Linked DNA regions of Mus musculus: region 1 is linked to region 2. A link is a contact called in ENCODE Hi-C or POLR2A ChIA-PET data. All regions are on one chromosome and are shown on one strand. The core of a region is the stretch at or near the end of the contact, and the rest is flanking DNA. Distances in the headings are between cores, read along the strand shown. Region 1 overlaps Gm30863 (a long non-coding RNA gene). Region 2 holds the start of Lncbate6 (a long non-coding RNA gene).

Region 1 (5,202 bases), core at 2,153-4,652, 36 kb before region 2:
GTGAGCTGGGCCTAACCCCTCACACTTCCACGGGTGATACTGACACCTCCCCCCCCCCCAGCCCTGCCAAATGGACAGAAAATAAGGTGAAAGCTAACAAGAGTCAAAAAAAAAAAAAGACTCAGCAACTGACTCTCAGGACCAGCTGCTCTGTCCTGGTGAGCGTGACACTACTGCACTTTCTGGTCACAAGGGAAAACTGTATGACAGTTAAAATTCTGAGCCTCTAGGCATTGTGTTGGTCAAAACAATGAATCTCTGTTTTCTGGACTGATTGTATAAAGTTTAGGGAGCTTTCACAAGGAGTCGAGGGCACAGAGTCAAAAAGCTGATCTGTGTGTCCCTTTAGAGCACCTCTCCTCAGCACGGAGGCAGCTGGGTCCATGTGACAGGGTCTGGGAGACTCCCTGAGTGCCCATGGGTACATGCAACCTACAGATTACAGAGCAAGGGAGCCAAGAGACAGTAGGGGCCATCGGCCAGAGGCGAAACAGGGATTCGGGTAACAGAAAACCCTGCTGGAGTCAAGCAGAAATCAAGGCAGGCAATCCAAGGATGGGAAAGCCTGGGCGGTAGCCACTCAGAGAGAGGGGCAGGTGAGTTTGGAGCTGGTGATGACCGAGCCCTGGAACATGCTTTAAGTGATAGGAAAAGAGCCTGCGTCCTCTCCCGGTTGAGGAGGGAGTCACTAAAACCACTGTCCTGTTTGTTTCACCAATCCTAAGGATCCCGAAGTCAACTGACAGCAAATCTAAAAAGGGTTTCTCCCTGAATCTCATCTTCTCAAAGGAAAGAATTCAGCCAAGAGCTGGAGACATTTCTCAAAGAAGCGTATCTAGCCAAGGGAGGTACAGAGCAAGGTATACTATACTGGGGAGGAGCACTCCAGAGTGGGGGATAGCAGCTTACTAGATTTTGTGTTCTGCATTTTAAAGACTTTTTGTGAATATTTATAAGGTAAATCCCATAACATATACCTCCCCCCCCCAAAAAAAAATCATGGTGGATCAGATTTCCCCTGAAAGGTATATCTGACCCACGATCCTCTTGAAAAGCTCACAAGGAATTGTGAGTCAAACCAACCACGCAAATGATGTTATAATGAAGCTGGGAGTCTTTTGAGGATGTAGACTCTTAATTAGTGTTAGTATCTGGCAGCATGGAGTGTTCTCTAGGGCCTGAACTTCCGACATGGCAGAAAGAACCTAGCCTTAGCTTCAAGGATGCTTAACCACAAAGGGGCATTCTGACCACCGGAAGACTTGGCTACTGAGATTTATCTGTGCTTTTTCTTGGTGTCGTGTGTCACTCCTTGCTGACAAGGTCTCATAATCCCCAGTACCACTATCTAGTGAGACACAAATATAGGAAAACCACCTCACAAATTACACAGCCACCATTGGGTTTCCCAACCCAGAAATGCTCATTAGAATGGCGGAAACAGAATGGTGAGGGGTAGAGATTTGAGGAGACATTTGAAAAGAACATGGACACCAGAAGGGTGAAGCATAAAGAGAGAGACACTACGGTTGGCCATGGCTTGTTATCTGTAAGACAGACGTAGAGCCTATCAGAGAAACCAGTTTGATTCCATTCCTCTGGTCAGTTTTCTCTTCCCACCATGTGGGTCCCTGGCATCAAACACCCATTCTGTCTCCTTAAGCCATTTCTTTTCCTCTTAAACCGCATTCATCTAATGGGAAAGAGTATAGTATGGCCTTATACATGACTGAGCAGACAATATGCTACATGAAAGCTTGAAACCTAAGTGATCCTTTCTATATATTTGTGTCAGTATTATTCCTACTGCTAAACAGGTTGCCAAGGACTGGACACACACACACACACACACACACACACACACACACACACACACACACAAGTCTGCTCTCTACGTATATTGGTATTATATCTGCGAATTCAGCTGACCTTACGTTGAAAAATATTTTTAAAAAAAATTGTGCATGCACTGAACACGTAGTGACGTTTTATTTGTCATGACTCCTTAAACAATATGACAACTATTCATATTGTGACCGATATTATATGTAACATAGAGATTGTTTAAGTGGAGGAAGAGGAGTGGCGTCTGTGCGAGTACACCATGTTTTAGACATGGTACTTGAGTGCTTATAGATTTTAGTATCCCTGGGACTCATGGAGCCAATCCCCTGTGAATATAGACCGATAACTGTGTTAGCAATAGAGCAAAAAATGAGAGGTGACATTGCTCAATACCCATAAGCTAGGTTAGGGGATGAGTGAACACGTGGGAAGCAGGTAGAAGGGCACTCACTGCTAATGGAGGTAACAGGATTGAGCTGCCACAAAGTGGCAACGTTGGCCAGCTGAGAGCCAAAGACTAGGAGCCATCGGTGGCGTTGCTGGTGAGTCTTGAAGCCAATGACGGAAGGGCGGTGTTGCCACAGTTTGACTGTGTTCCCAGATTCAGGTATTGGAAACCATCCCAGTATGGCCCTGGAAGATGGAGCCTACCTAGTCAGAGGTCTGTAGCTTACTGTTGTCACCATGTGGGAGGGGTAGCTGTCAGGGGAATGAACTTGTTATAGGACAATTCTCTTTTTTTCTAACTTATAGTACTATATAGTACTAGATCTATTATATATCCACACATGGTTTTCTTTTTTTCTTGAGAATTTCATACATGTTTCCAATGTAATATGACCACACCCCCATATCTCTTCTACAAGTCCTCCCAACATTGTTTGTTTTTTTATTTTTGTTTTTGTCTTTTGACAACCCAGTAAGTCCAGTAGTGCACAGGCATGAAGCCATCCACAGGAGCATAGAAAGCCTATGTAGCTAATGGCTACATCCTCAAAAAAAAAAATTCTTCCTCCTTTAGCAGATACTAACTTCTCCTTCGTAAGGGTGGGGCCGGCAGAGTACCTCTTCCCTCCCATCTAACGGCAGAAGTTTGGTTGGTTTGATCTTTGCAGGTAACCCCAGAACAAATGCTACCAGGCTCTGGATAACAGTCTTCTTCAGAATTAAAGGAGTTGGGGCCATGTCCCCCATGTCTCTGACTCCTTCAGGAAGGTCTGCACACCTGGGAGTTATGTCAGTCAGTCGGCCTGTTGAGGGAGAATAGCAATGAAGGACCCAGGTTACAAAATCAGCCCTGCCCTGAACATGCGGAACAGCGGGTCTATTAACATCTGCTGGAGTGGATGAGTGCCAACAAAATAAAAAGGTCTATAGTAGAAAATATGTTCTTCTTAATACACCCAGAGGAAAATGTTGTCTCTGAGGAGGCTGCATTTGTCGCCAGGAACACTGGGGCCACATTGTGTCTAAGCAGCTTCCCACCAGCTGATAAAGACCATGTGTCTGTATGTTTCTCCTTAACAGCTCTCTTCGAGGTCACTGGGCACCAGAAATGGAAACAGAAATGGCAGTTGCTATAACGAAAGCAGGTGGCAGGCTCTGTCCCTGGGGGAGGGGAAGATTTAGGTGGCCTAAGAAGAACAATGCTATGAGCTGCGGGTGCTACTTGGACACATGTGCACGCGCGCGCACACACACACACACACACACACACACGCACACGCACACGCACACGCACATGGATACAGCATTTGAAGCATTCATACTGCTGTCCCGATAACAAATGAGAACTTGTATGATGCTGAATGAAGGTGGTGGCCCTGGGACTGGGGGATGGCTCAGTCTGTAAAGTGATCACTGTACAAGCACCGCGACCTGAGTAAAAGACTTAGCGTGGGAGCACATGCCTCTAACCGCAGTGACAGTGGGAAGACAGGCTTTTATCCCTGAAGCCTGATGGCCAGCCAGCCCAGCTAAATCAGTAAGCTCTGGGTTTAATGAGAGACCATATCTTGTTTGTTTGTTTGTTTGTTTGTTTGTTGAGACAGGGTTTTTCTGTGTATCCCTGGCTGTCCTGGAACTAATTCTGTAGACCAGGCTGGACTCAGAGATCCGCCTGCCTCTGCCTCCCCAGTGCTGGGATAAAGGTGTGTGCTATCACCACCCAGCAAGAAACCCTATCTTTAAAAAATATTCTATATCATATAATATATACCAGATTACATATCTATATCTATATCTATCTATCTATATACACATACATACATATACATGAGGTCTTTTTTTCAATTGTGGAACTTGAACTCAGGACCTTTTATATGCTAATCAAGTATTCTGTACTGTGCTATCTCTCCAGTCCTATATACAGTTTATGTGCACAATATATAAATGTATGTGTATCTCACCCTCCAAGTGAATAAACAATAATTAGTGTATAGTTAGAATATACACAGCACAAGCTGTATGCCAAGTGGAATCTATTATATATAAATGTATATGATATACATATATGTATATAATGTGTCAGTTCATACACTGGTTATTTTCAGGCAAAATGGTCTGATTTAAAGATGATACTATAGGTCAATATCCTGATTTACAACCACTTTGAGCTCCGGCTGACTTTCCCAGGTCTGTGATAAAGCAGCCCTGAAAATCCCCCTCTCTGGCAGCCCCCTCATGCCAGCTTAACCCTAATTGCCTGCAGTAAGTCCAATTAGAGGCAAATCAGATTTCCCCTTCATTTCATCTGATGAGGTACGCTGGCAAGTCTCTGCCACCCTGTCCAGGGTGAGGGGAGATGAAGGCTGCAGAGAGAGAGGAACCAGCCATGTGACCTGGCTGTGTGGGTCACTCTCCGCCTGCTCCTCCTTCTTCCTGCTCTCTCTCTCCTCTAGGATTGAAAAGTCAACTGACTCTTTGTGCTTTTTCTTACTCTGTCTCTCGTTTCAGGGCCTTTCTCTAGTCACACACACACACACACACACACACACACACACACACACACACCGGATGCAGGTCAGTGCCAGCACAGAAGGATGTAGGCTGTTGGCACAGCTAGTATATGACACCAGGACACAGACACCAGGCCTTGGGCTCCACGTGAAAGGCGCCCTGGCCAAAGCCTTCTCTCCCTGCCCCTCAAGGTCACAGTGAGAGATTACGAAAGGATGGAAAAGCACTGCTCAGAAAATGGGCCACAGGGACTTTCCTCCAGCGAGGAAGGAGCTAACAATGTTTGGCCTGGCGCAGGTCAGCTGAACTCTGTAGAGGAAGGAAGCGTGGAGCGAGGGATACCCCCCAAACAAGCTGCCTCAGCTCTGCCCAGCAGAGGTTCTGGGAAAACGGGATAGG
Region 2 (5,170 bases), core at 1,016-3,515:
TGGCTGTAGTGTGAGAAGGGAAAAGGGTGTTTACTGCTAGCTGTAGTGAACAGGAAGACGGAGTTGATGTTATCACTGCGGGGGTAAAAAAAAAAAAATCTCTTCTAGCAGATACCAAGGTTGTCTCACAGAAAGCAGGATTGCCCAACGGTTCACAGCGTGGCCTTTGAGTAAACACTGCACATGGACTATCGGAGTCAGAGAGCAAGGGAAATGCTCTGGGGAACATTAACCCAGGTTCCCTAGACAGACACACACAGCTCACAGTAAAGATAAATAAAAACGAGTGAACAGAGACAGGTATACAAAGCACAGATAGTTATGGAGGCGTCTCTGTTTCACTCCCTCAACCTGCTGCAAGTATTTTACCAACCAGTGAGACTACAGAGGAGCACTCCCTCCCTTGCCTCCCTCCTCATACTAACTGTAGAGAGACAGAAAGTTAGGAAGATCTTGGCCTGCACAGTGTCCGTCCCTGGACATTCCCTCCCAGGCACATAACTTCGAGGTACTTAAAAGATGTTGCAAGAGAGTCCTGTGGTCCTACGAGAAGATGCCAAGCAAGATGAGTCTCTCTCAGCACTGCTTCCAGCGGATGGCAACTTCTCTTGTGTGGCCTTCAAAGCAGAGGGGACTGCAGCCTAGCTCAGGAGCATTGAGAGCCTTACTCATCTGTGAAGAGGTGAGCATGACAGACCTGGACTTGGAGTCCAAAGCAAAGAGAAAGGGGCAGTGGGATAGGGACCTATGGCCCGTCATGGCAGCTGCTGTCCCCTCTACCCAGGCCCTCTATTGTGTCCTCTCATAGACATTCAACCATCCAAAAGGGCAAGTGCATGCTGTTATGGAGTGTGAAGTGTCCCTTCACTGACTAGGCGGATGAGGACAAGTGACTGGATCCTAAGGGCTCTGAGCTAATCAGTGGATTAACCAACCCCTTGATGGATTTATAATTTGGAAGCATGGCTTGGAGATGCTACAAAAAGTAAGAGGCTGCTACCAGCCGGAGTATTAGGTCGCCGTGGGTGACTCTGTGGTGTTGTATCTTGACCTGGTCCTTCCTGTACCCATCTCTCAGCTTCTGCCATGAAGAAGCTTTTTCATCCCGCCCTCCCACCTTCACGATGCTCTGTCAAGAGAATGGAGCCAAGCAGCCACAGACTGACGCCTCCGAAGCTGTGAGCATCAGCAAATCTTCCCTCAAGTTCTTTACATGGGGCACTTTGTCACCACCATAAGACTAGCCAATCTACAGGCCAGATGCCAGCTCCTCCGGAATAGTTTCCCATAAGCCCTTTCAGCCCGCGTTAACTGACTGACAGGTGTCCCCATCACCCTCTTTCTCTGGCAGGCCTATTTTACACTATAATATTGTTCTGTTAGCATTGCAGGTTCCTCATTAGGCAGAAATAATATCATAATCCTATGTTCCTTGCACATGATCCAGATGAATTCTCCCTCTATTCCTGCTTCTCACACGAGCTGGTGCACACACACACACACACACACATACACATACACACACACACACACACACACACACACACAAGCACACGCACACGCACACACACACACCACTGCTACTACACCAGTAGAGACTCTTTGCCCCCCTTCCCAATAAAGGATATGCACTTTCCAGGGGGGCTCAAAGGGTCTAATTCTGAAACATAAATAGTGTGTATATGCTGGATCAGTTCAGAATCTATTATATCCAAAGGAAAAATTGTGGATCTATTTCTAAAAGTTTCCTAGTCACTTCTGAAGATAAATTTTGCATTTAAGAAAAAACTCAGAGTAGAGAGCTAGAAAGATGGCTCAGCAGTTAGTTGTGCTTACTGTTCTTGCAGAGGACCTGGGTTCAAGTCCTAGCACCCACATGGCTACTCACAACCATCTGTAACTCCAGTTCCAGGGGATCTGACGCCCTCTTCTGACTTCCACAGGTACCACGTATGCCCATGATACACATGCATACATGCTGGCAAACCATTTTTTGTGCATAAACAAACAAAGCCAAATAAAGTAAATAAAATTAAAAAAGAAAAAACAAGTAGGAATAGGAGATGTAGCCCAGGAAAGTACATGCCTACCACCTTCGGGACCCTAGGCTGAACCCTTAACACTGTAAAAATAATAATAATAATAATAAATTTTAAATATTAAAATGAATCAGAAGCCAGGCATGGTGGTACATGCCTTTAAACTTAGCACTTGGGAGGCAGAGACGGTAAATCTCTCTGAGTTTGAGGCCAGCCTGGTTTACATAGTGAGCTCTAGGCTCCTCAAGGCTACAGAGCAAGATCACATCTCAAAAGACACAAAAAATAAACCACAGTAATCCTTTGCGTTTGCTGTCTTGCTTTATAACTGCATTGTCTGATATGAGCGTATTTGTAACTGCAGGTAACAGAACACTGAAAATTAGAGTCCTTGGAGAAATAGCAGCCACCTAACTCAGTTAGCCAATGAGAGCATGTAACAAGGGTACCAAGTCAACTGGGGCAGGACTGGCCTTCACCTTCAACACCACTCAGTGTTCGTATCTCTCACTGCGCAACGAGTTTTGTTTGGTTTTTCATTTAAGAAAAGCAGACTTGAGGGACCTGGGGAAACAGCTCAGTATGTAAAGTGCTTGCACGATCCCCTGCACCCCCATAAGAGCTAAGTGCAGTGCTGCGCCTGTGATCCCAGGACTGGGGATGAAGAGGCAGCGGGATCATTGGGGCTTGTTCCCAAGGTCTGTCAAAAATGGAGCTCCAGATTCACTGAGAGGCCCTCTCTCTAAAAAGTAAGGAGGATGGAGCTGAAGGTTTTGAGCATCAGCTGCTCATCCAGAGGACCTGGGTCCAAGTCCCAGCATCCAACATGGATGCTCACAACCATCTGTAATTCTAGTTCTTGGAGATCCAATGTCCTCTCCTGGCCTTCAGGGTCATCAGGAATGTATGTGATGCAAAGACACTCGAGCATGCAAAACACCCATATATATAACAATAAGTGTGTGTGTGTGTATGTGTGTGTGTGTGTGTGTGTGTGTGTTTTAATGAGGAAAGTAGTTGAAGAAGATGCTCAGTGTCACTCTCAGCTCCCCAGGCACTAACACATATGCAGAGGGACACACACCTGTGCTTGCACACAGAGAAGTAGATCTGAATATATGAGTGCCCACCGGTGGCCAGCCAGGGATGCTCTCTGCAGCCACACCTCAGTACAATGATCACAGCATGGGACATGGATGCCACTGGGGTCCATTCTGAAGGACAGCTCTGTTTCCTGCCTCTGGCCAGCATCTGTGGTCAGGCAAAGCTACGAGGAAATACAATGAAGGTCAGTTTAACAAAGACCCCAGTGTGGGTGAAATTTAACACCACAGGAGACAGACTGTGGGAGGAGGAAGAGGAGCCCAGAGCCCCAGGCTCTGTGGAAGAAATGGGGAAGGGTCAGAGAGGGAACTGGAAAGAAGCCTGATCCCACTGCAACCTCTACAGCCAGACTGCTGGAGACTTCCGAAAATGAGGCACACCAGGCACAGACAGTGGTAAGTGCTTGCCATTCTAGCTCCTTGGTATCCCGAGACTAGAAGAGGAGGAGGAGGAGGAGGAGGAGGAGGAGGAGGAGGAGGAGGAGGAGGAGGAGGAGGTGTCCAGCGTTCAGAGTTTAGGACCAGCCTACTTTTTTTACACAGTAAAAAAGTCTCTCTAAAAATATGTGTGAACATACACCACACACACACATGAGAGAGAGAGAGAGAGAGAGAGAGAGAGAGAGAGAGAGAGAGAGAAATACAGATACACAGAGACAGACAGACAGACAGAAAGCCAGAGAGAAAGAGAATGACACCCACTGCCCCGGGGGGAGGGACATCTGGCCACAGTAGGTCCTTTTCCAATGAGTGACATTTCCTTGACGTGTCTGAGCTGACAAATGCTCTGCCACAGAACCTGACAATGGAGCAGACTCCTCCTCCGAGGAGCGGATGCCCTCCCTGGCAACTGGTGGTTTTGGCTCTCACAGGTCTGGGGGAAACCACAAGGCTAGTTTCTGTTTAGTTCAGGCTACCGCTAGGTGGAGAGGGTGGCTCTCTTCCTGGCTTTTTCAGCCCCTGGTACATGCTGTCACAGGAGAAGCTTAGAGCCAGGATAGGGGCTATCTATCCCTTGGTCACGAATGTCTTGAAGACTGGAAAGGTTTTAATTTATATTTCCTCTACCCTTACTCCCCCTCCCCGCCCCCCAAGAAGCTTTTCTGGAGCAAATAAGGCCACATCGCATCAGTGTCCTGAGGAAGAGTCATGCAGATTGGGTGTACTCAGACCATAGACCCTCCAGGCATGTGGGAGTCGGGGGTGGGCAGAAGATGGGCAAGCCAGGAGTGTTTGCAGGCTGGGTGGGAGGGCATGTTAAGGGTGATCGGAGCATGAGGTCAGCTGCAGCTGATAGAGGCTGCTGGCAAGAATTGCTCTCCCACTCACCCTCATCGGTTGCCCATGGAGGCTGGGTGGTTTTGATGCACCCAATCAGCTGGTGGATCCATGTTATGGCCCCCTTCTTCTGGCATCACACTCATCTCTCTTTCATACTTCCTTGTACCCTGGCTTCCTCTTATCCCTCCCATACCTATGTGCACCCCCTCCTCCAATCTCCTTCCTTAGCCCCCGTGTCCTTGCGAAATAGGAACACACTGATGGTTGAGTGCACCCTGCAGCTGGCTCAAGGCTCCCCACCCTAATGGAGGACAAGCTACCTGTTGACCCCTATATCCTGATCTAACTTTCTGATACTTTGTTAGCTCGGCGTGAGGGCACCCAGAATAAAGTGAAACGTCACATAGGTCATATGCAGTTTTTCAGAAGCAAGTGGAGAACTGCCTTTCCTTTCTACCAAGTTTGGTTGTCAACCCTGATGCTGCTGTTAGCAGGATTGTGGACGTAATGGCTGCAGCTTGGGCAATCATTTTGACCTACGCAGTATGTGTCCAAGGGTATTTGCATGGCCCCGCCCCCATCACTTCAAGTCACTAATGAGTCTTTGAGAGACTCATTTGACCACAACCATAGTCTTTGGTCAGGAAGAACTTCGATCTAGTTGAAATGAGTCTCACCAAGTTTCACACCGTCTTGTTGCAGAGATTACAGTGCCCTGACATTTTACCCGCTTGGCTAGGCCGGGCC

What was found. Hi-C counts contacts between places; a loop is a spot of excess contacts on that map. ChIA-PET counts read pairs that join two places held with the same protein, here RNA polymerase II (POLR2A).
Region 1: a loop to region 2 is called in a map of heart, with 1.8 times the contacts of the local background. The contact joins the enhancer-like site here to the promoter of Lncbate6 in region 2. A Hi-C loop is called at or near these places in 3 of 37 maps with a recorded cell type or tissue (heart and v-Abl transformed pro-B cells). POLR2A ChIA-PET finds 5 or more read pairs at or near these places in 2 of 5 experiments (Patski and embryonic stem cell).

What each region holds. Positions count from the first base shown.
Region 1 is chr13:37,501,231-37,506,432 of GRCm38, forward strand. All of the region lies in intron 2 of Gm30863 (a long non-coding RNA gene), which reads right to left. Among named protein-coding and RNA genes, the nearest start is that of Gm29590, 4.8 kb to the right of the region's middle. Within about 2 kb of position 3,403, at least 2 of the 3 ENCODE cell types and tissues checked have a DNase peak (open chromatin) inside an H3K27ac peak, as active enhancers do; they include heart, where a contact is called at or near this core.
Region 2 is chr13:37,537,871-37,543,040 of GRCm38, forward strand. Lncbate6 (a long non-coding RNA gene) reads left to right here and starts at 2,266. Exons shown (of 3, transcript XR_382205.2): 1 at 2,266-3,538; 2 at 5,126-5,170.